Regions from separate parts of the Homo sapiens genome. Here regions 1, 2, 3, 4, 5 and 7 are each linked to region 6. Evidence: chromatin loops called from intact Hi-C (ENCODE). Cell type or tissue: A673. All regions are shown on one strand. Links, peaks and the distances in the headings refer to the core of each region. The heading gives the core; the rest is flanking DNA.

What was found. Hi-C counts contacts between places; a loop is a spot of excess contacts. Peaks named below come from ENCODE experiments on the same cell type or tissue, not always from the same donor. Only the 100,000 strongest peaks of a DNase experiment are listed, where the experiment ranks them.
Region 1: a loop joins it to region 6, with 4 times the contacts of the local background. A loop is called at or near these places in 7 of 110 quality-filtered maps.
Region 2: it touches region 6 in a loop (5-fold over the local background); 62 of 110 quality-filtered maps call a loop at or near these places.
Region 3: it touches region 6 in a loop (4-fold over the local background); 22 of 110 quality-filtered maps call a loop at or near these places.
Region 4: a loop joins it to region 6, with 4 times the contacts of the local background. A loop is called at or near these places in 22 of 110 quality-filtered maps.
Region 5: it touches region 6 in a loop (8-fold over the local background); 16 of 110 quality-filtered maps call a loop at or near these places.
Region 7: a loop joins it to region 6, with 9 times the contacts of the local background. A loop is called at or near these places in 30 of 110 quality-filtered maps.

Annotation. Positions count from the first base shown.
Region 1 is chr18:42,594,207-42,598,915 of GRCh38, reverse strand. All of the region lies in intron 7 of LINC00907 (long intergenic non-protein coding RNA 907), which reads right to left. Among named protein-coding and RNA genes, the nearest start is that of LINC00907, 410 kb to the right of the region's middle. In A673, for the core only: a CTCF peak has its summit at 2,537 (motif pointing left); a DNase peak (open chromatin) is centred at 2,475.
Region 2 is chr18:43,274,459-43,279,167 of GRCh38, reverse strand. SYT4 (synaptotagmin 4) reads left to right here and starts at 1,678. Exons shown (of 4, transcript NM_020783.4): 1 at 1,678-1,920. The coding sequence starts at 1,887. In A673, for the core only: no CTCF peak of the experiment used is centred there; a DNase peak (open chromatin) is centred at 1,847; H3K27me3 peaks cover 553 bases.
Region 3 is chr18:43,561,697-43,566,405 of GRCh38, reverse strand. No RefSeq gene overlaps it. Among named protein-coding and RNA genes, the nearest start is that of SYT4, 290 kb to the right of the region's middle. In A673, for the core only: a CTCF peak has its summit at 2,390; a DNase peak (open chromatin) is centred at 2,425.
Region 4 is chr18:43,593,772-43,598,480 of GRCh38, reverse strand. No RefSeq gene overlaps it. Among named protein-coding and RNA genes, the nearest start is that of SYT4, 320 kb to the right of the region's middle. In A673, for the core only: a CTCF peak has its summit at 2,180 (motif pointing right); DNase peaks (open chromatin) are centred at 2,180 and 3,710; H3K27ac peaks cover 4,000 bases.
Region 5 is chr18:43,394,297-43,399,005 of GRCh38, reverse strand. No RefSeq gene overlaps it. Among named protein-coding and RNA genes, the nearest start is that of SYT4, 120 kb to the right of the region's middle. In A673, for the core only: a CTCF peak has its summit at 2,525 (motif pointing right); no DNase peak of the experiment used is centred there.
Region 6 is chr18:42,112,488-42,117,196 of GRCh38, reverse strand. No RefSeq gene overlaps it. Among named protein-coding and RNA genes, the nearest start is that of LINC00907, 72 kb to the left of the region's middle. RefSeq lists an enhancer at 3,233-3,372. In A673, for the core only: a CTCF peak has its summit at 2,686 (motif pointing left); DNase peaks (open chromatin) are centred at 2,676 and 3,066; H3K27ac peaks cover 2,380 bases.
Region 7 is chr18:42,272,514-42,277,222 of GRCh38, reverse strand. All of the region lies in intron 3 of LINC00907 (long intergenic non-protein coding RNA 907), which reads right to left. Among named protein-coding and RNA genes, the nearest start is that of LINC00907, 88 kb to the right of the region's middle. In A673, for the core only: a CTCF peak has its summit at 2,579 (motif pointing right); DNase peaks (open chromatin) are centred at 942, 1,082, 1,892, 2,562 and 1 weaker place; H3K27ac peaks cover 3,037 bases.

The sequences.
Region 1 (4,709 bases), core at 522-4,521, 480 kb before region 6:
GCATCTAATTGGGCTAATTAAGAAAAAAAAAGGGAGAGGGCACAAATTGTTAATAGCAGAAATAAAAGAGTGAAATCACTACAGAACCCATGCACATTAAAAGGATAATCAAGGGTCTTAGTTCATTCAGATTGCGGTAACAAAATACCGTAAACTGGGTGGCTTATAAACAATAGAAATTTATTTCTCAAAGTTTTGGAGGCTGGGAAGTACAAGATGGAGGCATCAGGAGATTTGATGTCTAGTAAGGGTGGCCCAACTTCCTGATATACTGGAATGGGTGAATGAGCTCCCTTAGATCTTTTTTTATGATAGCAATAATCCCATTAATGGGAGTTCTCTCATCATAACCTAATCACTTCACAAAGCCTTCACCTCCTAATACCACTGCCTAGCACATTTTGATCTTAACATATGAATTTGGAGGAGACACAAATATTCAGACCGTAGTATTGAGAAACACTGTGAGCAAATCTATGTTCACAAATTTAAAAATCTAGATGAAATGGATCAATTCCTTAAAAGTCACAATCTGCTAAAACTTACACAGGAGTCAAAAACTATCTGAATATGTCTATATCTACTAAAGAAAACACGAGGCCCAGATGGGTTCCCTTGTAAATTCTACCAAACACTTAAGGAAGAAATTATACTAATTCTCTGCCATCTCTTTCAGAAGATAGAAGGAGACAAAATACTTTTTTAACTCATTCCATGAGGCCAGTATCACCCAAATATCAAAACCAGACAAAGACATTACAATAACAGAGAACTATAGACCAGCATCTCTAATAAACAATAGATACAGAAAATGCTCAACAAAATATTAGCAAATAAAATTCAACAATGTATAGAATGAAACCAAAACAAGTGGCATTTATCCCAGATAAATCCATCACAACAGGCTAAATAAAAAAAATTCATAATAATGCTAATAGATAAAGAAAAGCAATTAGGTTTTTCTTTTTCTTTTTCTTTTTTTTCCAAATTGGCAGATTAGAGACTTTTAGCATGCCTCAGCCATTTGGAAATAACAAGTGGCTATACTCTGTGAGCTTTACTTCAAGAAGGAAAATGGGAATGTACTGCAATCAAGAAGGACACCTCATGATCCCAGGGAGGAGAATGCTGGCAAACAGCCCCTGTGATGCCGTCTTGCTGATAAAACAGTGAAGCTCCTGTACGTGAGAGAAGCAGAGAGCCTCCCTCTGTGATTCGCCTTTCCACTGGGAACCTGAGCAACCCAGGCCAAGGGAGAGAACTTTGTTTCTCCCAAGCTCTGGAACTAACTTGAGGAGAGGCTTAGAAATGCTCTGATGGAAAGACACTGGAAAAGCTGCTGACATTTTTGCAGACCCAGTACCAAAAGCAGGACATCATTTTTAATCTGGGCATATACAAAGTCAGCCATCCTTTGGCAACCTTTCAGCAGGGCCATTCAGGCATTTTAGTATCATGCAAAAGATTGGAACACCTGCTCTGGAGCGAAGATAAGGGCCTCCACAGCCAGAACTGTGGAAAGCACTTCAACAGTAGTTGCTGTAATTGCGCGCTACCCAGGAGGAGATCTGCTGCAGCTACAGTTTCTCTTGGACAGTGAGACTTGCAACCAGGGCCACCTTGGCAACCTATAATCCATCTGAGTGTGCCATTGCTGTTTGCCCCAGCCTGCTCCCCTGAGGTTGTAGTGCAGCAGGACCCTCTCTGCTCCACCTCCGGGTGGAAGTGCAGGTGTTTAGAGCACCTGCTTGCCTGGACCAACAGCCTGAGCTGCCCCACCCTTCATGGACGTAGATCACAGTGCAGTGGGGGCCTCTCTTCTGCATGCGCAGGCAGATCTCCAGGCATCTGGAGCACCTTCTCACCTGGATTAGGAGTTTAGGCCATCTCCCATCCCTGTGCAGAAAACTTGTGGTTGAGAGGGTTTCCTGGCTCCACACCTAGGCACACTCAGGGTGCTTGGTGCCTACCCACTGGATTTTCTCTTGGCGCTGGTGCTTTTTCCTGCCATTGGTGGACCTGTAGGCAGAACTGCCAGGTCTGGCTCCATCCATCTTGGTCTCCATCTCCTCCCGGGGCTGAGCAGGGAGCTCAAATCACCGTGCACTCTAAGATCAGCTCATTGGCCGGGCGCGATGGCTCACGCCTGTAATCCCAGCACTTTGGGAGGCCGAGGCGGGCAGATCACGAGGTCAGGAGTTTGAGACCAGCCTGCCCAATATGGTGAAACCCCGTCTCTACTGAAAATACAAAAATTAGCTAGGCGTGGTGGCGCATGCCTCTAATCCCAGCTACTCGGGAGGCTGAGGCAGGAGAATCGCTTGAACCAGGGAGGCGGAGGTTGCAGGGAGCCGAGAGATGGTGCTGCTGCACTCCAGCTTGCGCGACAGAGCGAGACTCCGGGGGGGCAGGGGGGACACACAGCTCATTGCCTCAGGCAACAAAGAGCTTCTCCCAATAAACATGGATCAAATATGTACCCAGCCACTTTGGCGCAGCCAGCCGGCTCTTACCCATAAGTGCCATCTACTGGCTTGTAGGTTGAACTGCATAACCCTATATAAAACCTGCCAAAAGAAATGCATGGGTTTATGGAAGCTAACCCAAAAGATCCTACCCAGTATGCTCTACAATTACACCCCCTAAAAAGGGGGGCAAAGGGAAAAGAAAATAATGGGAAAGAAAGAAAAAAATTCTACCTGGAGAAAAATGATTACAAAAATTAAAAGTGCAAGTGTATCCAGATGACAAAGATTCGGCACGAGAATTCCGGCACCATGAAAAATATGAATGAGATACCATCACCAAAGGATTGCACTAGCTCTCCAGCAACAGTTCCTAACCAAAATGGAAACTCAGGAATGACAGATAAAGAATTCAAAGCACGGATTTCAAGGAAGCTCAACAAGCTCAAAAACAAGGTTGAAAATCAACACAAGGAAAATGCTAAAGCAACGCAGAAAATGCAGGAAGAGATAAAATCTTATAAAGAAATCAATCAGAGCTTCCAGAGTTGAAAAACTCACTTAAGGAATTTCAAAATACAATTGAAATACTTTGTTTATAAGTCAAGAAATATGGGATTATGTAAAGTAACCAAACCTATCAATTATTGGCATTCCTGAGAAAGAGGGAGAAAAAGTAAACAACCTGGAAAACATATTTGAGAGAATAATTCAAGAAAATTTCCCTGAACATGCTAGAGAGGTGGACGTATAGATACAAGAAATTCAGAGAACACCTGTGAGATACTACTCAAAACAAAGAGAACCAAGGCATATTGTCACCAGACTCTTCAAGGTCAACACTAAAGAGAAAATCTTAAAGGCAGCTAGAGAAAAAGGTCAGATCATGTACAAAGCCTCATTAGGTTGACAGTGGACTTCACAGCAGAAATCTTAATAGCCAGGAGAAATTGAGGGATTATTTTCAACATTCTTAAAGAAAAGGAATTCTAATCAATAATTTCATATCCTGCCAAACTAAGCTTCATAAGTGAATGAGAAATAAAATATTTTCCAGACAATCAAGCACTAAGGGAAAATTCATTACCACTAGACTAGCATTAAAGAGATCCTTAAGAGAGTTTTAAATATATAAACTAAAGAACAATACCTGTTACCACAAAAGCACACTTAAGTGCATGGCCCAAAGACCCTATAAGGGAACCATATAACAGAAACTACAAAGCAACCAGCCAACAACTTCACAATTGAATCAAAGCCTCATATATCAACTTTGAATGTAAATAGTCTAAGTGCCCCCCTTAAAAGGTACAGAGTGGCAAGTTGAATGAAAAAAACAAGACCCATCTGTCTATAGTCTTCAAGAGACCCATCTCACACATGACACCTATAGGTTCAAGATAAAGGGATGGAGAAGGATTTACAACATAAACAGAAAACAAAACAAACAAACAAAAAAAGAAGGCATCACTATTTTTATTTCAGATTAAATAGACTTTAAACCAACAACAGTAAAAAGAGACAAAGAAGGGCATTACATGCTGATAAAGGAATCAATTCAACAGTAAGACTTAAATACCATAAAGATATATGCACCCAAAATAAGAGTACCCAGATTCACAAAACTGGACCTTCCAGAGTTATGAAAATACTTAGCCACACAATAATAGTGGAGGGCTTCATTCCACTGTCAGCATTAGACAGATCATCACGGCAGAAAACTAATAAAAATATTTTAAACTTAAATTTGACACTTGACCAATAGGACTTAATGGACATCTACAGAATTCTCCATCCATCAACCACAGAATATACATTTTTCTCATCTGCACACAGAACATACTCCAAGATTGACCACATGCTTGGTCATAGGGCAAGCCTCAATAAATTCCAAAATATCAGAACCATAGCAATCACACTTTCAGACCACAGTGGAATAAAAACAGAAATAAATACCAAGAAGATCCCTCAAAACCACACAATTACATGGAAATTAAATGACTTGCTCCTGAAGGACTTTTAGGTAAACAGTGAAATTAAGGCAAAAGGAAAAAAAAACTGAAATGAATGAAGACAGAGACAGAACATACCAAAATCTCTGGGATGCAGCAAAAGCAGTGTTAAGAGGAAGGCTCATAGCATTCAACACCTACCACAAAAGTTAGAAAGATCTCTAATTAATGATCTAACATCACACCTAGAGAAACTAGAAAAACAAGAACAAACTAAGCCCAAAGCTAGCAG
Region 2 (4,709 bases), core at 266-4,265, 1.2 Mb before region 6:
GGGTTCCGTAGAAATAGAGTTTAAACAATCTGTACAGTTTACAGATAACAACATTATACCATCTGAAGGTAAAATTAATGAGATACTAATTTATAGAACAAACACATAAGGTATTTATGTTTACAACAAATGAGCTTAAACATATGTTAGCAATAACTTAGCTAGAAAATATATACTTTAGTAAACATCACACCATGTATTTGGTCCACCTATGATATGCATCACAAATAAATGCCACTTATTCTTTAACCTAATGGATATTTGTTTCTAGGGACAACCCTACAGGGTGCATGCATGCATAATTAAGGAAATAGGTAATCTGAATAAAGTGAAATGATAAAGACACAACCACAGACTCTGCCAGCAGAAAAATTAAATACAGCAAATTAGTTTGTGTGTTTTCAAAGCATGAAGATATAAAGTTTAAAAAAATCTGTTAGAGGAACACTCCAATGCCAAGTATGTGGGAGCAAATAGAATAGCAAAGAAAAAAGACTGGTTTATAAAATTTTCCATGATGCAAAGAACTGAAGCCAATTTCTCCCCAGACAGAGCCCTGATGCTCTGGGCTGCTGCTAGCCAATGTGCAGGGACCTGTCACTTGCACAGTAGCTTTCTGAGACTCACCCTGTATCCCTTCTCCCACATCCCAGCACACACTGAATGCCATTTCCTTATTAACTCCAGAGCAAAGAAATTCTTTGCAGAGCAATAATTGACAGTTGGAGTTACAGCTTGACTTCTTTCCTTTGAAAAATTGCTAAGCATTTGTTTTAGAAAGGCACACTCTTCAGATTCCAATGAATCAGAATCCGACACCATATTTTTCACAGTTTTTCACCTCCGAGAATATCATCAGTTTAGAAAAAGGAATGCTTTCCTTTGAAATAACCAATGTTACCAATGTTACTTTAGATGTTGGCCTGATTTTGGAAACTATTTTGTACAAACGTACTAGAAGTCAGGCCTTTTAACCATAAATGTCATTTCAGAAGCGCCTTATTATTTGCAAAAGTCATAACTGAGAGTGACTCTGAATATCCAAGGAATTATCCCCATCTGTTCCTAAGTGCTTTAACTGGTCAAATGTCAGATATTAAAGGGAAGAGAGCTGAGAGACCAGGAAAGATCAACTGTTCCAGCAAAATATTTAGACTAATAATTTATTAGAACATAAAGGATTATACTGGGAAAACTATCTTATATCAAATGCATCAATTTGTAGTGAATCTTTTCTAAATGTAATAAGTATCATAGGTATAACATGTCAAAGAAAAAAATTAAAAAGCAAGAAAACATGTTTTTGCATGTTAAAAAGAGTAATTTGAAGCAGAAACTTCTCCTCTGTAAGTTACGTTATTCTGAAAACTCAGAAACATATTTTTATTCATCTAGGTGATCAGGAGATTTTATATTAGGAACTGACAGGGATCAGTTTCGGGGCTTATCTCGGTGAGCCTCTGAGCCCCCACAAAACAGCAAAGCTAATCTCTAGTGGTCCAACAGTTAAAATAATTGATGAGCATGTGTTGAATCCTCAAGAGAGGAGGGAGGAAGCAAGAAGGAAAGCTTGAAGGGAGGAGGGGAGGGGGGCAGGTGCTGATTTCAGCCCTGTAGCGTCAGGATTGCGTCAATTCGGGTTCCAGCCACGTCTGGAGTCTCGGAGACGAGCTTCTCAGAAGAGCCAAAACAGGAACCGAGGTGGCAAATCACTGTGCGAGGGCGAGTGGACCTCCCTCTTTGCCTCCTCCCTGTTCCAGGAGCTGGTGCCCTGGGCTCTGCGCTGTTGTTTTCAGCGCTCCGAAAGCCGGCGCTTGAGATCCAGGCAAGTGAATCCAGCCAGGCAGTTTTCCCTTCAGCACCTCGGACAGAACACGCAGTAAAAAATGGCTCCGATCACCACCAGCCGGGAAGAATTTGGTAAGCAAGTTACTGAACTTATGACTGCGGTTATTCCTTGAATACTCTGGGGTGGACTGTTTATTCATTTATTTTTTGCCCGGTTGTTGAATACAGATTTCCTAGGTAGTTAATTTAAAAGGAAAATGAGAATGGCAGTCAGGCAATTGTGGCTTATTTCTGCAGCTTCTCTCCCTTCCTTGGTATCTCTCTCCCTGAAACTGTCTTCTGTTAGGGAGAATTTACCTTCAGGAAGTTCTTAAATTTTCAGGTACTTCTGTAAATTGCAGCATGTACTGAGTAAAGAAAAAGGGGTCTGTTTTTCCCATGTTGGTTTCATCTATTTTGTAGGTGATTCTTATTTGTAGGTAAATCTATATTTTATTAGGAGAAGATAAATATATCTCTGGTTACATTGGGGTTTGATCTTGGTTAAAAAAAGCAACTTGTCTATTGGGGTTTGGCAATGTATATTTTATTACAGGGCGTACCATATGGGTGTTTTTCTCTGCTATGTTTTTCTTGTATCCTTGAAATATGTTGCTAGTGAAAGACAGAATCATATGGTAGCAGGGTTAAAGAGAGTTTCAAAATGAACTGGCTCAGCCCATTTCATTTCACTGCTGAGCTAACCAAAGCCCAGAGAGATGAGGGAAGTATTATAGGTTGCACAATTAGCTAAAAGCTGCTGGAAACTTGAATTAGGGCTCCAATTTTCCCGTTCAGTTTTCCTTTTCTCACACCAAGTTTTTGGTTTCAGTACATAAAATTAGACGTACTTCATAGAGTAAAAAAGTACTATTTTTAGATCTCAGTATATTCCAAAGGAAAAAGGTCAGAATTTTACTTACACGTATTTTTTAAATCATGAAATTTCATAGAAGGTTGTGAAGAGGAGTGATATCTACAGATGTGTGATAATTGTTATTAAGCTGAGTAAAATAACTATGATCTTGACTTTCAAGATTGTAAGACCTTATCAGTAGAGAATACATAGGGAGTAGATAAGTGTTTCCACGTTATAGAAAATGTTTGCCATTTGACATAACTATTCAATAGGGACAATTTGTGATATTATGTTCATAAATGAATTTCTTTCCCAGCCTTCCATTTGGGTTATTGGGTTTATTTTGGTATGACATTTATTCCCAATTCTTCATTTGAAACCTGAATGATTTTCTAATATGGAGGAATTTTTAGAGACTGTGCCAGTGAAAATATGTTCTAGCATGGACTATCAGTCTACTTTTAAAAAATGATTTTCTACTGTTTTTATTGTTTTTACATTGGCTAAAGAACTCTCTCAGTTCATGACTTTGCTTTTGCTCCCTGGCCTTGGGTTATTATGGTCCAGGAATGTGGGTGCATTTTTTTTTCACAAAGACTTGAATAGAAGGAAAAACTGAAAAGCTGATACCAAGTTTAGCTGATTATCTTTAGCTCTTGCTTTATACTGTAGTAGTCACTGTTTCTTTTTTCCACCTGGAGAAGTCAAAGGTTTATTTCATCTTTACATGATTCAGTTTCTGTACATTAAAATACAGGATTTTTATTGCGATTTTATTGGCCTTTTTATCTTCTATTTCATTTGTCTTTTCTTAACCTTACATTCTCTGAGTTCAGTTTTATAATTGTGAAGTAGATTGGCAGAAGATTTGGGGGGATGGGGAAGGGAAGTAACAAAAGACTGGATTTCTTGTGGTTATTTAGAAAAGTTTTAACCCTTTCTGGGCTGGAACTTATAACTTTATTATTTACTATTCAGGATAAAAGCATATTGCAATGGAACTAAATGTATATAATATTACATTAGTTATTTTCACTTTGATGATATTAAGCATTGACTCTATGGATTCACTATGTATAGATGTAGTAATACTGCTTTTACTTCCATAGTGTTACTAACCATTTGTTCAAGAAAGATGCTTACATATAAAATAGGATAAGCCTTATGCATAATTGATATTACCTAATGTCAGTAATTTAATGTGCCATCATTCAAGAAAATAATGACAATTTCAGTTTGATTATCATTTGCCATGCCATGTGCTAGAGGAAGAGACAGTTATAGATAAAATTGAACTCTAAATCTCACTGTTCTCATTACATGTTAAAGAATGCTGATTCACTTATAACCATTGTTCTGTTTTTATCTTATTTAAGTTTAATTAATTTATACTTTGTATAATTCAGTGTTTGACTGAGAAATTTGGGATTGTCATACAAAGGGATGATAGTGTTATAAGTTACAAAATATCGGTACCTTGTTGCTCTTCTGTTTTTGTTTTACTTTCTCTAATATATGTATATTTCTTTTACCACTGTTCCATAATTGGGATGAAAATTATTAATGAGTTTGTGGCAATGGCAAATATCATTTCACAATCAATTTCCTACAATTGAGTGAACCACTGAGTCCCTAAATGTTTGCTGCTTGAATTCTGAGTAAAGAACTACTTAGAATTCCAGTAAAAAGTGATGCTCTGGAAAGCCTCAAAATGACAATAAAAAATAATGAAGTTAGTACTGATCCATCATATTGTAGCTGTCTCATGTTATCTGAGAAAACAAAGATAGGTCAGAGTCATTAAGCATTCCCCCATATCTGATTCAGGACCATTTTCATCTTTTTATTTCATTAATGAAAAACCACTGAAATGAAGGAATTTCTAGCACACTTTATGTTTTTCCTGTGGGGATGTATTTGTACCCGAAGTTAGTGTGAAATATACACTTAACTCATACCCAGAACAGTTGGAAAGTAATTCAATCTATCCAACCTATAGCAATTGCTAGCTCTATTAGGCTTT
Region 3 (4,709 bases), core at 348-4,347, 1.4 Mb before region 6:
CAATTAATCTGATAACCCAGATAGCTATTAAGTGACTAACAGGTGGGTGATGCAGATGCATAAACATGCCGGACAAAGGGATAATAAATGGACACAGTGGGATGGTTGAGATTTCATCAGGATACTCAGAATGGCATACAATTTAAAACTTACAAGTTGTTTATTTCTGGGATTTTCCATTTAATATTTTCAAACCATGGTTGACCTCAGGTAACTGAAACCATGAAGGGAAAGCTGCAGATAAGAGGGGAGCATTGGGCAGTGCAAGGACACCTTTTCTATCCACTCAGATAACCCCACTGTTAAAATTCTTTTCTACTTCATTTGCTCTATAGCCTCCTTATATCTCTCTCCACACACAAACACATATGTATGTCATCATCAATCTTTTGTTTTCAACTGTTTAAAAGCAAGCTGCAGATAGGATATCTCCAACACCCCTAAATGCTTCAGTGCTTATTTCAACCAAATAATGTCTCCTATCTAACTACTATAAACACTTCCAAATCAGAAAATCAATGCTGATATGACACTTTCTTTCTGGTCCAGAATGTCATCTAGGAATACCCATTAACTTAATTGCTGTGTCAATTCAGTCTTCTCCAAACTACATGTTTATTAGTCTTTCTCTGTATTTAATATCCTGGATAGATTTAAAATCTATACATCTTATATTTTGTAGGATGATCCCTAATTGCATCTGTCCAGTGTCACCTCATAATCAGACGCATAACACTTTAAATGATTTTAAAAAATAATTTTGAGGTCTTCTTTATAGCATCATATCAGGGACAGACAATATCTGTCCATCCCACCACTAATGATGTTAACCATAAATGCCTGGTCCCATAATGTCTGCCTCACTGTAAATTCACAATATTTTTGGTAATCAATAAATATTTTTCCAGAGTATGCCAATGCCCTGTTCTTCATTAAACCTTTGCTTATTAGCTTTAGCCTCAATTATTGACTATTACATGAAACAACTAGCAACATGATGAGTGCTAAACTCTGATGTTCAATTTCTTTTTCCCCCTACATTTATTATGGGCATTCTACCACAAGGAAGAGCTTTCCACTCTCACCATCAACTATACATTTATTCATACATTCATTTATATCAGTGTGAACTCATGGATTTCTATTTTACTCAGTGTGGTGCAATCCATCACTATCATTATTTACTTTGATGTTCTAATTGTACCATGTTTGTCCAGAAGGAGTCCCTTCAAGCTGGCTCTTGTGGCCTCTTGACATGTTGCCAATGTTCTTTTAGGATTTACCACAATATGTTGTAGGCCCATCTTATTTTTTTCTTAGAGCCCTTGAATGTAGCATTTCAAAAATATTTATTTAAAGACCCCTGGTGATATTTAGATATCAACATCTGGGTGCTGGGTATGTTCATTTCTAGTGAGATGCCTTCACTTTCATTATTTCTAGGTTTTCTGGAAGATCAAGGAATGTAATATATGAACATATATGTATGCATACATATAAGTATGTATATTCAGAAATTTTCACGTACATAAGTGTGTGTATATATATATACACACACACACATATATACATGCATATATATGTATATGTCTCATATAGGTTAATAACCATAACTCTAATTATATTCTGACAAATCAATGGACATATTTCTTTCTACCCTTTCAGTATTTTGAATTACTTTCTCCAGTTAGAAACTTGGCTTTCACTATCCATAGTGTATTTTTTATACACTTATTTGTTCAATATTATCAGTCTTACAACTGTGCTCCCTTTTCATCTGCTACCTCTGCACCCATCCCCTTTAGCATCTTGTAACCTAAACTGCCAAAGTGCTTTGTGTAGCTTCCTCTACCCTCAAATGCTGTATCCTTGGGTGCTAGTGAGCACACAGCCAGAATGCTTCCATGTGGCATCTCCTAACCTACCCACATCCTTGGCCACTGGTAAGCACATTGTCACTGTGTCTTGGAATATCTCCTCTGTTCACCTCTTATTACTGATCTCCAAGCCCTCAGGCACCTCTCAAACACTCTTCAGTGTGAAGAAAGGAAAAGGAACCTGGGAAGAACAGGGACAATGGAAATAGAGGATTATTCTTGGTTTTTACATGCCCTTCCATTATATCAGACTGTCAGCTGTGACTTTTCCTGTTGTCAATATGCCTATCTCTACCGTATCATCCCCCAACTTCCACACATCTGATATTTCCATCAAATCAGTATAATAAAGATACTTAACCTGTCTGTGCATTTGCTTCCAAATCTGTATTATGGCATAATAATGATGCAGAGTTCATATGGTTGTTGTGGGGGTTATATGTGCTTAAAATAATGACAAAGAGTGAGTGCTGAATAGACACTAACAATTGTTTAATTCCTATTTGGGCCATGTGATGGCACTAGAAGCCCTGTTTTCAGTATTTGGTGGCTGGCAGCAGACATTTCCTGGCAGTCTGTTGGCTCGTGGAAGATTTGACCAGAGAAGAAGATTAGTGTTTCTGAAAACTTTGTTCCTAAAGAAACCGGCTATAGGTCAGGGACACTTTCATTGTGACCAAACAAGATCAGCGCATGAGGTCATGTGAATCACAAATGCTATTCTTCACAAAAGTAAAGTGTGAAAAGTTTCCATGGGCTAAAATGACTGGAAAAAAAGGAACATAATACTTTAAACTCACACCTTTCTTGACCTTTTACTTCCTTTTGCAGCTCAACAAATGTCGTTAATGCTATTTGAGGCTCTTTGTTCTGTGTTACCCATCTTGAATTGTGTTTCATGGACAGGTCTTCTTGAATAAGTTCTCTTTGGCGTGCTGTAATTTTTCTCTCTCCATTTCCTAGAAATGAATGGGAAGCCTATATATACAGACTGACTTAGGAGAATATACTAACTCCTAATCCTTCTGCCATTCTCTGAGTCTGGTGCTATTCGTAGCAAGTGCCACACTATTGCTTCAATGGTGTCAAGCTATCAGTGGAAATGGGAAACAATCTGATCCAGGTGTGAATATGCAGAGCAGAAAATGATGCTAAATTGTGACAGTAGTAACCCAGTTCATCCTAAGGAGCAGATGGAATTGATTATTTACCACCCTTTCAAGAACTTGGTGCTTGATTTACCATTGTTCTAGTGACTATTGTTCACCCTACAGATAACCAGAGAAAAGATTCCTTATAGAACCTACACCGCTTTATTAGTATGTCCCTGGTTGTCACCCTATTGTAACAGGATCATTCTTTCTTCTGAGATAGATGACAGAGCACGAACATCCTCAAATAACATTGACTAACTCCCCCCAGAGTCCTTGACCAGGCCATTTATCTACTGAAATACATTTTTAACACTTTCAAAACAAAGAAATCCAGCATATGGCAGTTAATTTGGATCTTAACAACTCTGTACTTTGAAAAGACAAATGATCAGCAAGCTGTTTCAAACCTTAACCTATAATTTGAGAGGAATAATTTATTATCCAAACAAAACGCCTTTAATTAATCAAAACTTAACATTAAATTCAGAATTAAGTTATGCCACCAAGCCATCTGTTTCCAAGTACACAGAGGCATTCTCTCCTACTGACAAAATACTTTGTCCTATGTAAGTTTGGAAACAGGTGTTTTTTAAAACTTAATTAAGCTCAGACATTGTGTTATTCATTAAACATATCTTAATGACTTTTAATCAAGAGTTGGCTGGCATAAAAAGCTATTTAACATTTTTGTGAAAGAGAAAGGCAACGGATAATTAAGAATATAGCAAAAAAAGAAGTGATCAACTTGTCAGGCACAGAATGACAAAGAAGTGAAAGTTTGTCTTATTGGTAATAATGACAAAATTCACCTGATCTGCCATGAAATCATGATCCAACCTTCCATTATTTAACTTCTAGACTTTTTAAGCTAATTGGAGCTCAGTTATCCAGTAATTTTGAACACACAGAATGCAAATAAGCCTGGGAAAGAAGAAAAGTCTGAATCATTTATGAGTGAACAAAAAGTAGACATCCTAAAGCATGCATCAATAAGCATGCCTCATTGAATAGTTCAAAATTTACTAATGATACTACAAAAATATACCTGCCAATAGGGAAGAAGAGAGAAAATGTTAAATACACAGTCAAACAGAATTTAAAAAATTTGTATATGGCTCTTTCCCTTAGGGAGGTATAGCTTATATATTTCAGGAGCTTCTGAAAGCATTGCTATATTACAAGTGAAGATAAATAATGATTCAGGGATAATGTTACATTATGCCTACTGCCTACAATGCAAGAAGGTAAATAATTATGTGTTGCATCTAATTTTATATAAACTTAAATTTAAAATAATTTAGGTGCATCCCAAATACCTGTTTAGTAGGACAATTTGTTCCCCTAGTATGTTAGGTTTGGAAAATTTTCCTTTACTTTTATGGTCCAAGTTAATTTGGTCCAAGAACTTTAAAAGACACTAATGGTAGACTATGGATACAATTCGATAGACTAGATTCATAATATATTCCATGTCAGCCAATTGGAAGATAATTTTAGGTGAAGGGAAGAGAGGTGAAGGGATCTCTGAGTTTTCTAGAGATCTCTTCCATAAGTTGTGAAGCATGATTTAGTATTCACGTCAAAATATAAATAAATGCCAAGGAGCTATGTTTTAAAGTGTTTTTCAAACACTTTTCATTACAACTTCCAAGTTTCCTGAATGTAGGTATTCTAAAGC
Region 4 (4,709 bases), core at 350-4,349, 1.5 Mb before region 6:
AAGAGAGAGAGAGAGAAACGACATACAGAAATTGGAAACGAGGTACAGAATGGCTGGATTGGTTACAGCTCGGCATATGCATTATTTGAACATAGTTTGAACACTCAGCAGTGTTGAAGTATGGCTGCTGGGATTGGCCAAGACCTTTTACAGGTACACACTACTAACATAGGTTTTCAATTTTTTCTGCCTGTTAAGCTAGGTTACAGTTCATCCACAAGGACTCAAATATAGAAGCATGGAGTCCTTCTCAGGCCATATTCAGTAAGCTTTAAAAGTACTTTATATATATATTGTTTCACTGTCTTCTTGTTTGCATTGTTTTCTATTAAAAAAAATCTGCCTCAACCCATATCTTGGTTCTTCTGTATGTAATACATTTTTTTCTTATGCTGCATTTCATATTTTTTTTGCTTTATTAGTGGCTTTGCACAATTGCATTATAATGTAACTTTGTGTAGTTTTCTTCAAGTTTTCTGTATTTGGAATTCATTGAGCTTTCTAGATATGTGGACTTTGAATTTTCATCAAATTTGATAATTTGTACCATTATTTTTAAGTGTTTTTGCTTTTCTTTGCAAAACTCTAATTACCTATATATTAATGAGCTTGAAGTTTCCAAAAACTCACCAATGCTCTGCTCAATTTTTTCAGTGTTTTGACTTCCTGTGCTTTATTTTAAAGTTTTTATTGTTGCAGCAGTATGGAAGGTGCCCCCAGGCAGAAAGCCAGTGTGGATTTAACACTCACCTCATGTGTTTTTTTTTCTCTCAAGGATCTCAACGTTGTGATACCTATTATCTAATGCCTGAAATAGTTGCTTCATATATTTTGTACTGTTTGATTTTTTTTTTAGTGGTTTTGGGGTAAGTTCATTAGCTAAAACTCTATTATGAGTAGAACTGGAAATATTCCTATCATAGATTTTTGAATAAAAACATGAGCATCGTCAATAGATTTAAAGCTTCTTATAATCTGAAGCCATGTGTTAAACTTCTATGTAAATTAAGTATACTATTTCAATAGAATAGCATTAAATAAATATCTCTTAATATGATTTTCCATTTTTTTATTTAAAAAATGAAATAATGACCAGAAAAAGGATCATTAAAACATAAAGCTATTGGCAATTGGGCTTTGTGAAAGAAAAATATATTGGGCCCCCAAGATCACTAAGGAAAACTCAAGCTGGAAACTGCTTAAGGCAAACCTGCCTCTTATTCTATTCAAGGTTATCCTCTGCTCACTGAGATAGGTGAATATATGATTGCCTTTTTTGGAAAGGCTAATCAGAAAGTCAAAAGAATGCAACCCTTTGTGTCTTACCTATCTGTGACCTGGAGGCTCCCTCCCCACTTGGAGTCTTCCTGCCCTTGCTTCAAGATGTCCCGCCTTTCCAGATTGAAACAATATACTTCTTACATGTATTGAGTGATGTCCCATATCTCCCTAAAATGTATACAACCAAGCTGTTCCCTGACCACCCTGGGCACATGTTGTCAGGACTTGCTGAGGCTGTGTCATGGGCACACATCCTTAATCTTGGCAAAATAAACTTTCTAAATTAACTCAGATCTGTCTCAGATTTTCTGGGTCCACAGCTTCTAAGTTTTTAATATTTTCAATTTCAGTGACACACACAGTGCAAAGATTATACAGATACAGAATCTAGTGTCTACTCATTTCACTAAAAAGTTATTGATGTCTATAATATTTCTGAAATGTATAAAATGTAATAATAATGAGAGATACTATGCTTGACTAGGAAAAATCTGCCTACAGCTGAGCTGTCCGTGTCCACTAGTAGAAAATTAACTAGAATAACTGACATGAAAGAAAGAGCAGGGAGATGAAATTAACAAAAGAACACTATTTGAAAGGGTGGCTATACAGTTGCATGTTTGAGCAACTTGGAGAGTGCATCCTGATTTCATCAACTCCAGAGAATTTTTCACTATAGTTTTTCATCAAAGAAATAGGTTTTAAAATATTATGTGATAAAAACTTTATAACTTGTATATTGCTGAGGTAAGCATTGGACGATGAAAATTTTATTATATTCTCTATTTAGTTGTAAGACATTTGTAAGGGTATATGCAGCCTAGTACAAATTCACTGCCATGTCCTAGGAAAGGAGTTCCATATTCAGATAGCATTGGTGTACATTTTCCACTAGATGGCAATCTATACCTATTTGATGTCTTTAAATACAAAGCAGTTCCAACTTAAAACTGTGCACCTGATTCCTGGACTCCTATTAGGAGGGCCTGTTCATTCACTCATTTACTCAATCAGCAATTTCAGAGCACCTACTATGTGCCAATATAAATACTAACGATAAGAATAAATAAGACATAGTTGCTCTCCTGAAGTTTCTCACAGACTCCTGAGGGGAGAGACAAATATGTAACCCATTAATTAAAAGTCAAAATGATAAGTATTGTAACAAAAAGAAGCTCTCAGAGCCTCTGACTTGAGGACCATAGGAAATATCTCTAAGGTGTCTTTGCCTTTCCCTAGTACTGCATTTTTCAAAAGGAGGGGCAATTTTATAACAGGAGGGTTGATGTTTAAAAAGGAATCTAAGCAATGTATATTTATTAAACATCTGGTATATACATGTGCAAACCAAGATATTAGACACTACCATAGAAAATCAATAACTTATTCTTTCATTCATTCACTGCTTAAGAAACTTACATCAGTTGGAGATGTTGAAAAAAGTACATAGATAACTATAACATGGGAAATACTATAATAAGAAGCCTTAAAGTTTCTGGGGAGAGAAGGCTATGTGCTGGCTGGGGGAATCACGGAGGTCTTCATCTAAGAGGTACCAGGTAAAGAATCTTTGGCCGGGCGCGGTGGCTCACGCCTGTAATCCCAACACTTTGGGAGGCCGAGGCGGGTGGATCACGAGGTCAGGAGATCGAGACCATCCTGGCTAACACGGTGAAACCCCGTCTCTACTAAAGATACAAAAAATTAGCTGGGCGTGGAGGTGGGCTCCTGTAGTCCCGGCTAGTTGGGAGGCTGAGGCAGGAGAATGGCGTGAGCCCGGGAGGCGGAGCTTGCAGTGAGCCGAGATCACGCCACTGCACTCCAGCCTGGGCAACAAAGCGAGACTCTGTCTCAAAACAAAACAAAACAAAACAAAGAATCTTTTAATAGATAAAGTACCAATCAGAAAAAAATGAGTAGGAACCTCACTTCAACCAGAAGGAATAGATGAGAGGAAAATTACCGTCGGTGCAAAGCCCCTACCATATTCCTAAGGCTTTATCTGATTCTAACCATGCTGCTAACTGACCAGCTCTGTGTCCTTGGGCATGTCAGCTAATTTTCCTGGGTGCCAGTTTTGACCTCTATTAATAAGCTGGCTAGACATACATAATCACTATCTCTCATCTCAAAGATATTCAGTTCAACGATAAGGTGGTGGAAAAATGTAGGTTTTATTTACAGAATGGGAATTCTGCATTTCTAGCTAAAATGTAAGGTATGATCAGAGGCAGTTATGGGCTAAATTTTGTGTTTCTTGCCACCCTCAACCTTAGCAAATTCATGTAGAATTCCTAATCTCCAGTACCTCAGCACAGCTTGTGACTGTATTTAAAGACAGGGCCTTTAAAGCCGTGATTAAGCTAAAATGAGGTCCATAGGTTGGGCTCTAATCCAATCTGACTGATGTCCTTATAAGGACGAAATTTGAACACACAAAGAGACATCCGCTATGCATGTGCACAGAAAGGAGACCCCGTGAGGACAGAGTAAGGAGGCACCTATCTGCAAGCCAAGAAAAAAGGCCTCACGACAAATCTAACCTGCTGACACCTTCATCTTGAACCCTCAAACTCCAGAACTGTGAGAAAATCAACTTATGTTACTTAAGCCACCCATTCTGTGGCATTTTGTTGTGGCAGCCCTGTGAACTAATATAGAAGATATTATAAAATATACTTGGAAAGATAATCTGGACTATTCTATAGAACTCCTTAAAGCTGAGATAGAAATTACATATTTGATCTGGTACTAAGTAAGAAACTATCACAAGTTATGAGCACTGGAAATGGACACTCTTTCCAGAACTCAACCATCAGCTGCTGTCTTGAGAGTAAAGATAGGATGGAAAAAGCAAGTAATGTTGAAAAGACTTTTTGAAAATCATTTAGAAAAAGAGGAAGGAAAATGGAAGTAAAGTGGCATAGCACAGTAGAATAGTTCTTTCTAGAGCAGCAGCCAGGAGGTCATGTTCTTATGTAAGCTCTCCGGTCAGGTCCTCAGTGACTTTTAAAAAGGTCCTTGACATTAGGGGGCTGCTGTTTCTTTGTTGGTAGCACAGAAATGTTAATAGTGGTCATCCTCCTTCTACAGGATGCTTGCTGGTTAAATATGAAACTATTGAGAAAGTACTTTAAAAATTACAGAATGTTAGACAGATATTCTACATTTTCTTAATGTTAGAAGAGACCATAAGGCCAAAGAGTCTAATCTCCTTACTTAAAAGTTGTTAGACAAAGGTATGGCATTATTTGTATTGAAGGCAGATAAAAAATGACCCCTCTCCCATGATCTCCAACATTAATAGGTTTTTAAAAAAATTGTTCCGCTTATATATCTGAACAACTTGACAGAATTGAATTGGCATACACTTGGGAGAAAAGTAAGAGGAAGACATTTAATTCAAGCACCGAATAAGACCTGGAAAT
Region 5 (4,709 bases), core at 472-4,471, 1.3 Mb before region 6:
GTGTCTCTTAGTATTACCATACCCTGTGATTAAGGTCAATGGGAAACTACAACAACCAAATCCAGGCAGGACTACAAATGGCCTAAACTCTTCAGGAATGAAGGTTTATGTCACTTTACCAGGAAAAAACCAAGACTTGCTGAAGTGCTTGCTGAAGGCAAAGAGAATACAGAATGCGTAGTAGAAGAAGGTAGTCATCAATACCAACTATGACCATGTGACCAGCTACAGAAACCAGGACTATAATTGTCATGCATATTTCCTCCTTCTTTTGTTAAAAACATGTTTGTGCATGTATACACTTGTACTAAGAACATATCTTCATCTCATTTCCTTTTTCTTTTATCATGTGACATAAAATTTATTGACTTTGTAATAACACTTAAGTATTGTTAACATTTTGTTATAATATTTCAGTTCAGTATTGGTGCATTGCTGGTTGTATGAAGGATAGTTGTATTATGTTAGGTGTAATTATGAACTTATTATTGTCTTTATTTGAAGATTATGTATGATCTCAGGAGATGTTCTATAGGTTCAAGTTGACAAGGGGTGGGCTTGTGATGGTTAACACTGAGTGTCAATTTGATTGGATTGAAGGATGCACTGTATTGACCCTGGGGTGTGTCTGTGAGGGTGTTGCCAAAGGAGATTAACATTTGAGTCAGTGGGCTGGGAAAGGCAAACCCACCGTTAATCTGGGTGGGCACCATCTAATCAGCTGCCTGTGCAGCTAAAAATAAAGCAGGCAGAAAAATGTGAAAAGACTAGACTGGCCTAACCTCCCAGCCTACACCTTTCCATTGTGCTGGATGCTTCCCGCCACTGAACACTGGACTCCAAGTTCTTCAGTTTTGGGACTCCGACTGGCTCTCCTTGCTCCTCAGCTTGCAGATAGCCTATTGTGGGACATTGTGATAGCATGAGTTAATACTTAATATACTCCTATATATATATATATATATATATATACATACATATATATGTATATATATATGTATATATATGTGTATATATATATGTATATATATATGTGTATATATATATGTATATATATATGTGTATATATATATGTATATATATATGTGTATATATATATAATGAACTTATTATTGTCTTTATTTGAAGATTGTGTATGATCTCAGGAGATATGGAGATATATATATATATATATATGGGAGCTTATTAACTTTATATACACACACACACACACACACACACACACATATATACACACACACACATATATATATATATATCCTATTAGCTCTGTCCCTCTAGAGAACCCTGACTAATCCAGCTGTTGATTGGCATAGAATTCTGTGAATAACAGAAGTCTCTCAATAAGAGGATGCTTATTAACAAAAAGATATCACCTTTTTTTAAACTACAGAAATGGAGCTCAAGAAGATATTCCATATTAGTAGCTAACTTCACTAACAATTCAAAAATAAATTCACTATTATTTACTGTGACTGACAAATTTAGATAGATATCATTGCCTATAAGATTTGATTTTGAATATCTTTAATGCAAATAATATTTTGCTTTGGGTTACATATGAAGTCTATTAAATACCTCCTTTGCAAGACACATGAGTACCAGTAAAGTGAGTCCAAGAAGATATAAACACTGGAAAATACTAACGCATTTGAATTACATTATTCTGAAAATATTATCATGCAAATAACTATTAATATTTATTATTTATTTGAATGGGCTACTTTTACTGTTAGATGGAATGAGTAAGACTACTTTTCATTTGTAGAAATTCTATGCAGCAATTTACCCAGAAAGCCAGGTTTCAATTCTCTACATCATATAAAGGACCCAGGTAACAAATAAGTGATTTAACACTAAGACACATTAAGATATAAATGATTTAACTTTAGGACACAATGTTACAATAAAAATATGAGGAGGTTAATACTTAATGTGAAATGATAAGAATGCATGTGACCAGGTTTAGGACACCTGCCTCAAAATATGGCACCTCGGCATTTGAGAAAACAGCAAAAGCAGGAAGGTCTCTCTGACCTCCTCTCACTTCTTTCCCAAAGGGTGGGATAAAACCTAGCTGACCTTCCCTTGAAGTATGTCATAAGATTCTCAAGCCACATGTGCCCTCCCTATACCAGGAAAAAGGGAACATTTTTATCTCTGAAGACACAGAAACACAGAGAAGTATCTGAACAAACAGGCTTTGATAAGTTCCCATCAGTTTAATACCATTAGATTACACTCTTTTGTCCTTCAATCCTTCTGTTACAAGACTTTCCATAAAAATGCACATATTCCCCTGTTTCTTTAGGTCTTCATTTCCAAACCCTCCTGTGTTATGTAAAATAAGTTTACATGATTTTTTATTATTAATCCGTCTTTTGTTATAGAGGTCTCAACCATGAACCTTGCAAGGGGTGACACAATAGATTATTACTTTTCTCTCCAACACACAGCACATTGCAATAACAAAAACAATGTCTGGTTGTTGTTTTCTTTATTGGCTGTAGAGAAATATCAAATTAGTTCTCTAGGTGGCAGCAGCAGTCTGAAAACTTGTTTAGGAGAGAATGTCTGCAAATGCCCAAGGAAATTCTAAGACAAAATCATTTTTGAAAAACAACTTTCTCTTTTTCATGTCTAAGAGACATTAGAATTTCTTAACTGCACAAACAATCTTTGGATTGTTTTAAACCAATTGGATAATGTAATAGAGAGCTAATAGCCACAACAAAATTGTAGCAACTCAACTGTCTATGTCTTCTTCCTCGTCTAATATTTTATTTTAGGCAAAAAAGGAAGGTACTAGAGAATGCAAATATATTCTCTCCTTGTGGACCATGTATACCTGAAATTGTACCATAAAAATCCTACTCGTATTTTTTAAAGAAGTTGATTGTAGTTGAATAAACATTTTCTTTAGTAATTTAATATTTAATGGACAGGATAGGTATCGTATCTATAAGCTTAGAGCTGGAGGATGCATTAAATTTGTTATCTTGCCCTCTTCTACTTACTTCTATTCTTCCCTCTGCTGAATTTTTCTCCTTACTTCTCACTTCTTCCACCATTTTCTCAACACCTCCTTTCCTTTCTTGTTTGGTATTCTGTACCAAAAATAATTTCCACAATTGTGAATATATAAGGCAGGATGAAAATATTTGTAGTTTTAAAAGCTAATAAGACAAATTTCTTTGCTGGTAATTTTCCTAAAGAAAGGGGTTGGGAGAAAAAATAAAATTTATTTCAAACCTATAAACCTTTTTCTTAAGGAAAAATAATTTTCTTGCTAATAAAAGGTGAAGTCTGGAACTAGTTTATCAGGAAGAAAATATAAAGATTAGAAATATATAATAAATTATACTTTCTTGGCAGGGGAAAAACAATGATCAAGAAATATATAATAAATTAATATAATTTTAGTTTTCCATGGGCAATCTAGGAGACAGAGTTTCAGGAGCCCAGACCTCAAATAAGAAGGAAGTTGGGAGAAACCTCTTGCAAAGAAGGGGACTAGTTTTTATTTTCTTTTTTTAATTTAATTTAATTAATTTATTTTTTGTTATACTTTAAGTTCTAGGGTACATGTGCACAACATACAGGTTTGTTACATATGTATACATGTGCCATGTTGGTGTGCTGCACACATTAACTCCTCATTTACATTAGGTATATCTCCTAATGCTATCCTTCCCCCCTCCCCCCACCCCACAACAGGCCCCAGTGTGTGATGTTCCCCTTCCTGTGTCCAAGTGTTCTCATTGTTCAATTCCCACCTATGAGTGAGAACATGCGGTGTTTGGTTTTCTGTCCTTGCGATAGTTTGCTCAGAATGATGATTTCCAGCTTCATCCATGTCCCTACAAAGGACATGAACTCATCCTTTTTTATGGCTGCATAGTATTCAATAGTGCATATGTGCCACCTTTTCTTAATCCAGTCTATCACTGATGGACATTTGGGTTGGTTCCAAGTCTTTGCTATTGTGAATAGTACTGCAGTAAACATACATGTGCATGTGTCTTTATAGCAGCATGATTTATAATCCTTTGGGTATATAGCCAGTAATGGGACGGCTGGGTCAAATGGTATTTCTAGTTTTTCATTACATGGCGATAGTAGAAACTTAGGAAAAAAATGTCAGTTAAAAAACCACAAACTCTGTGTCAAGACAGTATGAACACTTCAAAAGGAAAATGTTTCTCTTACAGAAGCTTTTACCTGAGATATCAAAAGTTTCTTATGGATTTCATCCCAACCAATTATAATCTGCTGAAGTTTACATTGGGTCATAAATTTTGACCCTAAGACACCAGACTCTTACTGGAACTAACAAGATTTTCCTGAGCAAGGATCAAAGAAATTCTTTTAACCAACTGTATACAGACCAATGAACTCATTCTGTCCTCTCCATTATACTAGTTTCAGTTCCCAATTATCATAATGCCTGTGAACTCCTTTTCAGTTCTTTAAGATGTTTGAGCTTTCCCCTCATGGAAGTACTTAGTGAATTTAATCGTTGATGTGTATTTCCTCCCTTGGCACAATTAAAGTTGACTCGGCTGTGGAATTTTTAGCTGTATTTTTGTTATATATATATATATATATATATATATATATTTATTGGCATTTGTTTTATTTGGCAGCCTGTTAGCTAATATTTAGTATGAAGTCCTGCTTTTTTTTTTTTTCACTGTTCTGTATTTCCC
Region 6 (4,709 bases), core at 498-4,497:
GATAGGATTAAATAGCATCCAATCCAAGGAAGAATGAAATCTCCATTTCTGACATCAATATATGTGGAGAATTAGAAAGATCCCCAGTAATAACGTTCTTGTAGAGAATACGAGCTGTAAAAAAAATCCTTGTCTGCTCATAATCCGTAGTCATCAAATAGAATCATGCAATATTCAAGCTACAAGCAATCTTAGAAATAACCCAACTCAAGTTATTGTATTTACACATAAGAAAATTGACGCTGAGAGAGGAAACTGTCTTCCTTTATCTTGAAGCAGAGCCTGACTTGAAATCCAGAGGTTTCTTACAAATGAAGAGGTTACAGGAAAAGATCTTTTTCTATGTCAAATGAGTCAAATGTTCCCATTAGCTTTAAAATAGGTCTTAAGAAACAAGTCCTTTAAAGAGAATTAAAAGACAAGCCATAGACTGGGAGAAAATATTTGTAAAGATATATCTATTAAAGGACATGTACTCCAAATATACGAAGAACTCTTAAAACTCAACAATAAGAAAACAAATAACCCAATTTAAAAATGGGCAGAAGATGTGTACAGACGCCTCACCAAAGAAGACATACAGATGGCAAATGAGCATTTGCAAACATATTCAACATCTTATGTCATTAGGGAATTACAAATTAAAACAACAACGAGATACCTCTGCATACCTATTAGAATGGCTAAAATCCAGAACACTGTCAATACCAAATGCTAGTGAGGATATGGAACAACAGGAACTCTCATTCATTGCTGTTAGGAATGCAAAATCATAGTCACTTTGACAGTTTGGCAGTTTCTTATAAAACTAAACATTCTCTTACCTACCCAGCATATCTCTTTCCTATTACTTACACTATCCAGCAATCATGCTCCTAAATATTTATCAAAGTGAGTTGAAAACTTGTGTCCATATAATAGTTATAGTAGCTTTCTTCATAGGTGCGAAAAATTAGAAGCAAACTTCATAGCAATTCACCAAATGAATTGATAAACTATGGTACATTCATGCAATGGAGTATTATTCAGCAATTTTTAAATAAGAGCCAGCAGACATGAAAGGCATGGAGGAATCTTACACATATTGCTGAGTGAAAGAAGCCGGTCTGAAGAGGATAACTACTCTGTGATCCCAATAATACAACATTCAGGAAAAGGCAAAACTATAGAGCCAGTAAAAAGGCCAGTGATTCCCAAGGTCTGGGGGCTGCAAGAAGGTGGAATGCGTTCTATTGATGGAGCACAGGGAACATTTAGGACAGTGAAACTATTCTGTATGATGCTATAATGGTGAATATATGACACTATACATTTTCAAAAATATAGAACTGTATAACACAAAGAGTAAACCTTAAACTATCAACTTTAGTTAACAATAATGTGCATCAATATTGCTTCATCAATTTTAACAAATATTGATATAGTTTGGTTGTGCCCCAACTGAATCTCATCTCAAATTGCAGCTCCCATAATCCCCACATGTTGTGGGGGAGACCCAGCAGGACGTCACTGAATCCTGGGGGCAGGTTTTCCTGTGCTGTTCTTGTGATAGTGAATAAGTCTCACAAGACCTGATGGTTTTATAAAGGTCAGTTCCCCTGCATGCATTCTCTTGCCGCCACCATGTAAGATGTGTCTTTGCTTCTCTTTTGCCTTCTGCCATGATTAGGAGGTCTCCGCAGCCATGTGGAACTGTGAGTCCATTAAACCTCTTTTTCTTTATAAATTACCCAGTCTAGGGTATGTCTTTATTAGCAACATGAGAACTGAGTAATACAAATGTACAACACAAATGTAAGATGTTAACAATGAGGAAACTTGGGGGAGAAGGATAAAAAGCTCTCTTTCTGTGTAATTTTTTTGTAAACCTAAAACTACTCTAAAAAATAAGTCTATTAAATAGAAAACACAAGGTTATTTTGAAAAGCAAGTCTCAACAGTACCAGGACAGAAATACTTAATATGCAAACTGTCAACAAACAGGTAGCAGCACAGTAACATATATTAAACCCAACACATGGCTGATATTTTTTATATTATAAACTTAACAGGGTTGCTTTTAAAGAATATTTAGAATAGAATGAGCATATTAACTGAACACAGAGAAACTAGAATTTTACATATTATTACATTGTTCCTCGTACAACTGCAAATCAGGGGGAATGAAGTTTCAAGACAGTATTTTTCCTTGGGATTTATTCTGAGTGATTCTTGTTATCTAGACCGTATCCAAATGGTATGATTTTCTTTCAACAGTATTATTTTAAGTCCTTATCTTTGTTTCTGTAAGTCCATATTTTGTATGAGACGTAGGATTTCTTTTCTTGATGCCCATATCCATTTTAATCATGTAAATTAAAGTATAAAATACAACCCAATCTTCAGAAATTTACTTTATAAATACTGCCTCCAAAACACCATCCTCTATAAAAAGAGCAGCTTATTCCAGAAACACCCTGTTCAGATACGCATTATGATACTAACCACATTAAATTATAGTGGAATGGAGAGAAGTTATGGAAAATCTTAGAACATATAATGTAGCTTTCTTCTTTTAGTTATTTCAGGGGAAAAACAAAAAAACAAAAAACGTTTCAGGCTTCTGTGCTGAGAAACAAGCCCTAGACAGTTGGCCGGACCACCCAAGCCTCTAGCTTAGTGAGCACCGCCATCTAGTGGAAGGATTTTGTTTCTGGTTTCAGTTTTACCAACAATTAGCTGAATGGCTTCTGGGAAGACATTTAAACTGCCATCAGCGGCCTCGTGCATGAAATTGGAGATAATAGTGCCTATTCTGTCTACTTTCTTAGCTACAGGGGTGAAAAATATGAAGTACTGAAAACCCTCAGGGTCTTTATTATTAGTTCATAGCTGCACTTGAAAGATGAAAGCTAATTTTTACTCTAACAAAGCAGAATTCTCTAGGCCCTGAGAATTCAGATAAGTTTTGGCTGAAAGTTATTGGTTTTCTCTCCTTCTAGGATTGTGGCACATATAAACCTAATTAGTGCATCTGAAAGTTTATGAAGTGACTGGTTAGAGTCCAATAACCTTTATTGCATGTGGCCCACATAAGCCAATTATAAAGGAAAATTATGGGCACCGTTCTGATGCAATCATGGGTAAACCACAGAAGAGGCCACAAACAGAACTTCATTCTCAGTGAAAAAACACAGATAACCAGACTTGGACTTCGAGGCTTGGCAACAAGGTCAGGTCTGGGATTCTATGGCGATTGATGTGCCCTGTCTGAGGCTTTCTCTAGCCTCTGGGCCTCCTTTGTCTCCTCCTCCCTCATTCATGTTAAAGGCCATGATTGGAAGCCTTGAACAGATATGCAAAGCGTTCCTTAAATGTAGACAATTGAAATACAAATGTTCCTCCCATGCACTATTAATTATTTTACAGCTTTCCCCAAGCACACTGTGTATATATAGCAGCTTAAATGGTGACTAAAAAATGTGAAGAGAATTTTTTTTCTCAGTTTTTCTGTTTCTGCTTCTCACTTCCCCATTCCATTTGTACTCATTCCTCCCCCTCCAAGTATTTGAAGAAGGTAAATATATTTCAAGAAGGCAAAATTGCATCAAAGACACACTTTGCTTTTTTTCGTAGTTGAGATTGGCAACAGTCTACACCCATGTAACCCTGGTTAAGCTGCCTTAACACTTGGGCAGAAGTTTCTTTATCTGTAAAACAGAGATAGGCAGGCACTAAGTCATGAAAAGCTTCAGTGTGCCTAGCACATAGTAAGTGCTCAATGGCAAATATTTTTAAAAGTTGGGGAGGGAGAAACCTTAAAAACATTAAGTCTGGCAAGTTTACCAGTAAAAGAAAGTGAGCTCAATCTAGAAACGTTCATCTGTATTCTCAAAGGAGAGAAATTCTGGAGGATGTTACCAAAGAACTCTTGATTCTATGTGGTTTGGCTGTGTCCCCACCTAAATCTCATCTTGAACTGTAGCTCCCATAACCCCACATGTCGTCAGAGGAACCCGGTGGGAGGTAACTGAATAATGGCAGCGGGTTTCTCCCATGCTGTTCTCGTGATAGTGAATAAGTCTTATGAAATCCAATGGTTTTATAAAGGGCAGCTCCCCTGCACACGTGCTCTTGCCTGCCACCATATAAGGCATGCCTTTGCTTCTCCTTCGCCTTCTGCCATGATTGTGAGGCCTCCCCAGCCACGTGGAACTGTGAGCCCATTAAATATCTTTTTCTTTATAAATTGCCCAGTCTTGGGTATTTCTTCATAGCAGTATGACAATGGACTAATACAGCAATGTATTGACTTTTGTCACTGAGCCGTTGTAAAACAAACAGCACTTAATATACAGTAGGCTTTTAGCGGATATTATTTCATCAACAAAGAATGTGTATGTCATTTGCAGTGAGACAATTCTCTATGGCTCTTTCTTGTTTCTGCATATCTTAGAAACAGAGGCCCAACTCCCTTTGTTCTTGACTGTCTTCCTAAATATGTTTGTATAGCTAACAGCCTTAGAAGATCACTCCCTCCAGAGCCAAAGGCAGGTTTATTTGTTATCGGGGAAAATTCAGCCCCCAATATTTCAATGTAGGTTCTTTTCTCTTTCCCTAAGTGTCAGCCGGTTTGAGAAATAAAGGGAAAGAGTACAAAAGAGAGAAATTTTAAAGCTGGGTGTCCTGGGGAGACATCACATGTTGGCAGGTTCCATAATGCCCCCTGA
Region 7 (4,709 bases), core at 456-4,455, 160 kb before region 6:
CACACCTGTGCAAAGTGTAGTCAAGAGATGCATTTTCCTACTGGGACCATCCTTCTGCTACTCAGAACTGCATGAGACAAGGAGCACTTTTCTCTTAAGATGTTTCCAGCTGAGCTATCCAATTACTGGGGTGTATCTATCTTCTGAGCAATAGAGGGCCCATCAGAACGTACCTGATTCCACAGTAAATCTCTTGTGTTGTTACTGCTGATGATTTAATTTTTGCTTACTCATCTAGGAACCTGGAACCTGGTCCCACAAACAACATATTCTCAATTTCTAAGCCTAACAGGGTTCCTCAGCCCCAGTTGATCTTCCAGTCCTGCTATCCCTCCCCAAGCTTCATCAGGAAGATTTAAAGTTCAGTCAGACCCACTCGAGATTTCAGTCTCCAGATTCAGTATGAAAAAATCATGGTGATATCACCTGTATTCATTTATAAGGAAATGAGACAAAGACTAAACATAAAAACAGATTAGACAGAGAACCTGATGGTGGATATACTGCTCCCTGACCATCTCATTTGCAGGAATTATTGTTGTTGGTGTATTGTATACTGAACTTTACTATATCCTCTCCTCATTGAAATGCAAACTCTGAGTCTAATGAGACATGTCCCACCTGTCCGGCTGTCAGGCTTCCTGAAAGGCGTGGGAGGAACCCACAGGACAATAAGAGGAAAGCAAATGGGCAGAGTCAGACCTGATATAATAAAACTGCCTTTTAAAATATGGATTCCAGAGCTGGGTGTGGTGGCTGATGCTTATAATCCTAGCACGTTGGGAGGCTGAGGTGGGAAGATCATATGAGGCCAGAAGTTGGAGGCTGCAGTAAGCTATGATCACGATGCCACTGCACTTCATTCTGGATGACAGAGCAAGATGCTGTCAGAGAAAGAAAAGGAGAGAGAGAGAGAGAAAGAGAGAGAGAGGAAGGAAGGAAAAGAGAGAAAGAGAGAGAGGAAGGAAGGACGGAAGGAAGGAAGGAAGGAAGGAAGGAAGGAAGGAAGGAAGGGCCAGCCCAGAATTTTATAGAATCTTTTTTTATGATCCATTAAGAAACAAGGTGGGGCTTTGTGTGTGTGTGTGTGTGCGCGCACGTGTGTGTGTGTGTGTGTAGGCAAGAAAGCCCTTCATGTGGAAGGGCACAAGTAATGATTTTATAGTGCTAGGAAGAAAGGATTTTCAGACCAGCAGAATCAACATGCCATAAAATCTAATCTAATCTAGTACTTTGGAATAAGTATTACCTCAGAATACTAACAATACCACAGCAAACGTAAATTGCTTTCTAATTTTAGAAAGTAAGATAAATATAAACACTCTTATGAAAGGTAATATGTAATGTCATTAACATCTTAGTGTGAATTAATTTAAACAAAGAGAAACAGACATGTGTGAAAGAGTGTGAAGAAAGAGAGGAGTTAGAGAAAGTGCAGCTGCTGGACACAGTTTGACTACATGTACATTTTACCAAGGACATGGCCTGGCCAAAGACATAGGCACCCTCTGCTCCCAAACCAACACCACACACATCTTGCACAGTACATGACACACATCTTTGTTCAAATCCTTACCTAATAATCGAAGTTTTGGTAGCTGAGAGTTTTTTTGCCTGGAAAAAAAATGTTTACAACACTGATCTTGTGATCTGTGGCAGTTCTAATTTTAACAGCATTTTCTGAGAATAGAAAAAATACTCTATTTCATTTTCTCCCTTGACCTACTTTAGCATATTCTGCCCCACTTAATATTTTCTATCCTTCACATTCTCCCTCCTGCATGTTACACAAAGAGATACTGAGCTGGAGAAAATAAGCTGCATTTGTCTTTCTGCCTCTTCCCTAAAGAGGGGTGTAGAAACCTGAATGCATTCATTGATCATGCCTCCTGCTGTGCCCAGCCTGGCCTGCACAGGGTGCCCATCTTACAGAAAATCTCCTGTGAATCAGGAAGACACAGAAAGGAATTTCAAATTACCCACTCTCCACCATTGTCCTTACATTACACATTTTCCTGAGATTACACGTTACATACTTAGATTATAATTACATATCGCCCTTAGATTACAGCTGAGTAATCTAATAAACCAATCTACTGAAATGTGATAAAGTGAGCCAATTATTTCTAAGATGTCTGTCACAGAACAAGCAGCCCTTTATTGCTTACTCACTTATTTTGCTTGTGGCCTAGCAAAGTATCTCTTGTGGACCAGTAGCATTGGTATTACCCGGGAACTTGTTAGAACTACAGACTCTCAGGCTTAGGCTGACCTCATCAGAGCCTACATTTTAACAAGCCCCTCAGGTGATTCATATGTACATTACAGTTTGAGAAGCCTTGGCCAAGTTGCTCATTAAAATCTTGCTGTTCCTGACTGCCTCAGTGAAAAAGTTACTTACCAGAGTATTCCAGGGAGCCACTTAGTGACAAAAGCAAGTTCATCCTACTGTGGGCCCCCATCAGACACATCAGAAGGAGAGAAGTCTGGGTCTTATTATTCTAACTTATGGAGGTTGCTTGATTTCTGACTTGGCAGACAAGCAACCTCTTCAGAGGTCTTCAACTTACCCACCAGGGGTCACCCTAGTTGGTTCATCTGTGAGACCTAGCCTGGATAAACATATGTACTCCCTATCCCTTTACAAATGAAAGTCCAACACTTTGTTATAAAGAAAATTACTTTCCAACTATTAAATAAATGATAGCCACTATTTTTGTTGGCTACTTGTTTTGGGAGAAGGCATTTCAATAGATTGTTGTTCTATACTCCTGAGATTTTTCCTGCTGCTGAGTTTTTTGTTGACATCTTGTAATTATGATCTTTTTAATATTACAGGGAGAAAGAGAAATGAAAATAAAATAGCTACATTATGCTGAGCTCAGGCAGATAGAAGAAATAAAATCAAGACCTATCATATTTAGAGGGAAAAAGTAACAAATGTGGAATTTCCAGGAATTCCTTGGGGAGAAGGGTCCTAATACAAATTGCCACTTCTTTAATGTATACAAAAGACATGAAAAATGTCCCTTTGGTCTTAAAGAAGGCTGGCTCCTGGTTCATGAGAGCTGCCATTGCCTGCACTAGCTGGTGATCACTGCCAGAATACATACAAAAATGCATGCAGTCAACCTGTTAGTTTTATTGCTGGTGTATTAGTCAGGGTCCTCTAGAGGGACAGAACTAACGGAATATATATATATATATATGTATACAAGGGGGAGTTTATTAAGTACTAATTCACATAATCATAAGGTTCCACAATAGGCCATCTGCAAGCTTAGGAGCAAGGACAGCCAGTCCGAGCTCCAAAACTGAAGAACTTGGAGTCCAATGTTCGGGGGCAGGAAGCATCCAGCATGGCAGAAAGATCTAGACTGGGAGGCTAGACCAGTTTCTCCTTTCACATTTTTCTGTCTGCTTATATTCTTGCTGTGCTGGCAGCTGATTCGATGGTGTCCACCCAGGTTAAGTGTGGGTCTGCCTTTCCCATCCCACTGACTTAAATGTTAATCCCCATGAGCAACACCCTCACAGACACACCCAGGATCAATACTTTGTATCCTTCATTCCAATCAAGTGGACACTCAGTATTAACCATCAGAGCTGGTTCTGGTGACTTCGGAGCATGTCATATCTTTTCTTGTCATGTATATGTCCTGGTAGATGCTGTATATATTTTTAAGTGATCCCACCCTAATCATACATTCTATCTTTCCAAATTTCTCCACTGTTCAGAAATATTATCAAAAGATTTGATATATAAGATTCGTTATGTGTATTCTGCTTCTTCCCTTATTATCAACCGTGACCTCATTCTCTTCCCTATTTTATATTATAGGCACAGTCTACCTCTTAAATGTCAGGTGTTCCCTGATATTTCTCCCCTGGGAAAGGTGATATGGGGCTGTTTTTTCCCTGCAACCTGCTTGAGCTATAAGCCTCAAAAGGCAAACAAAAGTAGGGTTCCTCTCATCCCCCAAGGTCTCCAGCTTTGGAAGCTCTGCTACATCCTCAATATTCTCCTTTCTCATCCCTGAAATCCTATTTGTGGTCAACCCCTGCTCACTTTTCTTCAATCATGGCCACCTCTCTCAACCTTACCTCCTGGTTGCAGGCTGGGTTCCTGGGAAACAGATTCTACTTTGAGATTTGCATTATGGAAGTTGATTGACAAGTGCTCTTAAAAACAACATCCATGAAGGAGTGAGAGAAAAAAAAGCTGGGGAGAGAAAGCAGTTGCACCATGATACACTTGCAACAGAGGCTCCAGCTCACCCTATAGGGAGCTTGGTGTTGGAATGACCCAACAGAAAAATCCTGAAGTGAGAAAAGGAGCCTTTCAACCTAGTCTCGACCCGTCATTGAATGCAAACTGACGTAGAGGGGGATGTAATATTTGGCAAGTCAGTTCCCTTCAGCAGAGGGCAATTTCGAGAAAGAGACCTATCTGTGAGCTAGCAAGAGTTATCATTCCCACTAGCTCTTTATAGAAATGAGTGTCTTGGTCCTGAAGGGAACTCTGGGAGGTCCACCACAATATCCATCACACTTGCAAAGTTTCAAATTATTCCTGATAGAAAAATATTCTACAATGAGCTACAGAAGGCTTACAAAAAACAAACAAACAAAAGACCCCAGTTTAAATCTTTGAATTACATTGTTTCTCCACCACCACTTTGTGGAACTAAAATTCCTGTTGCATTCTG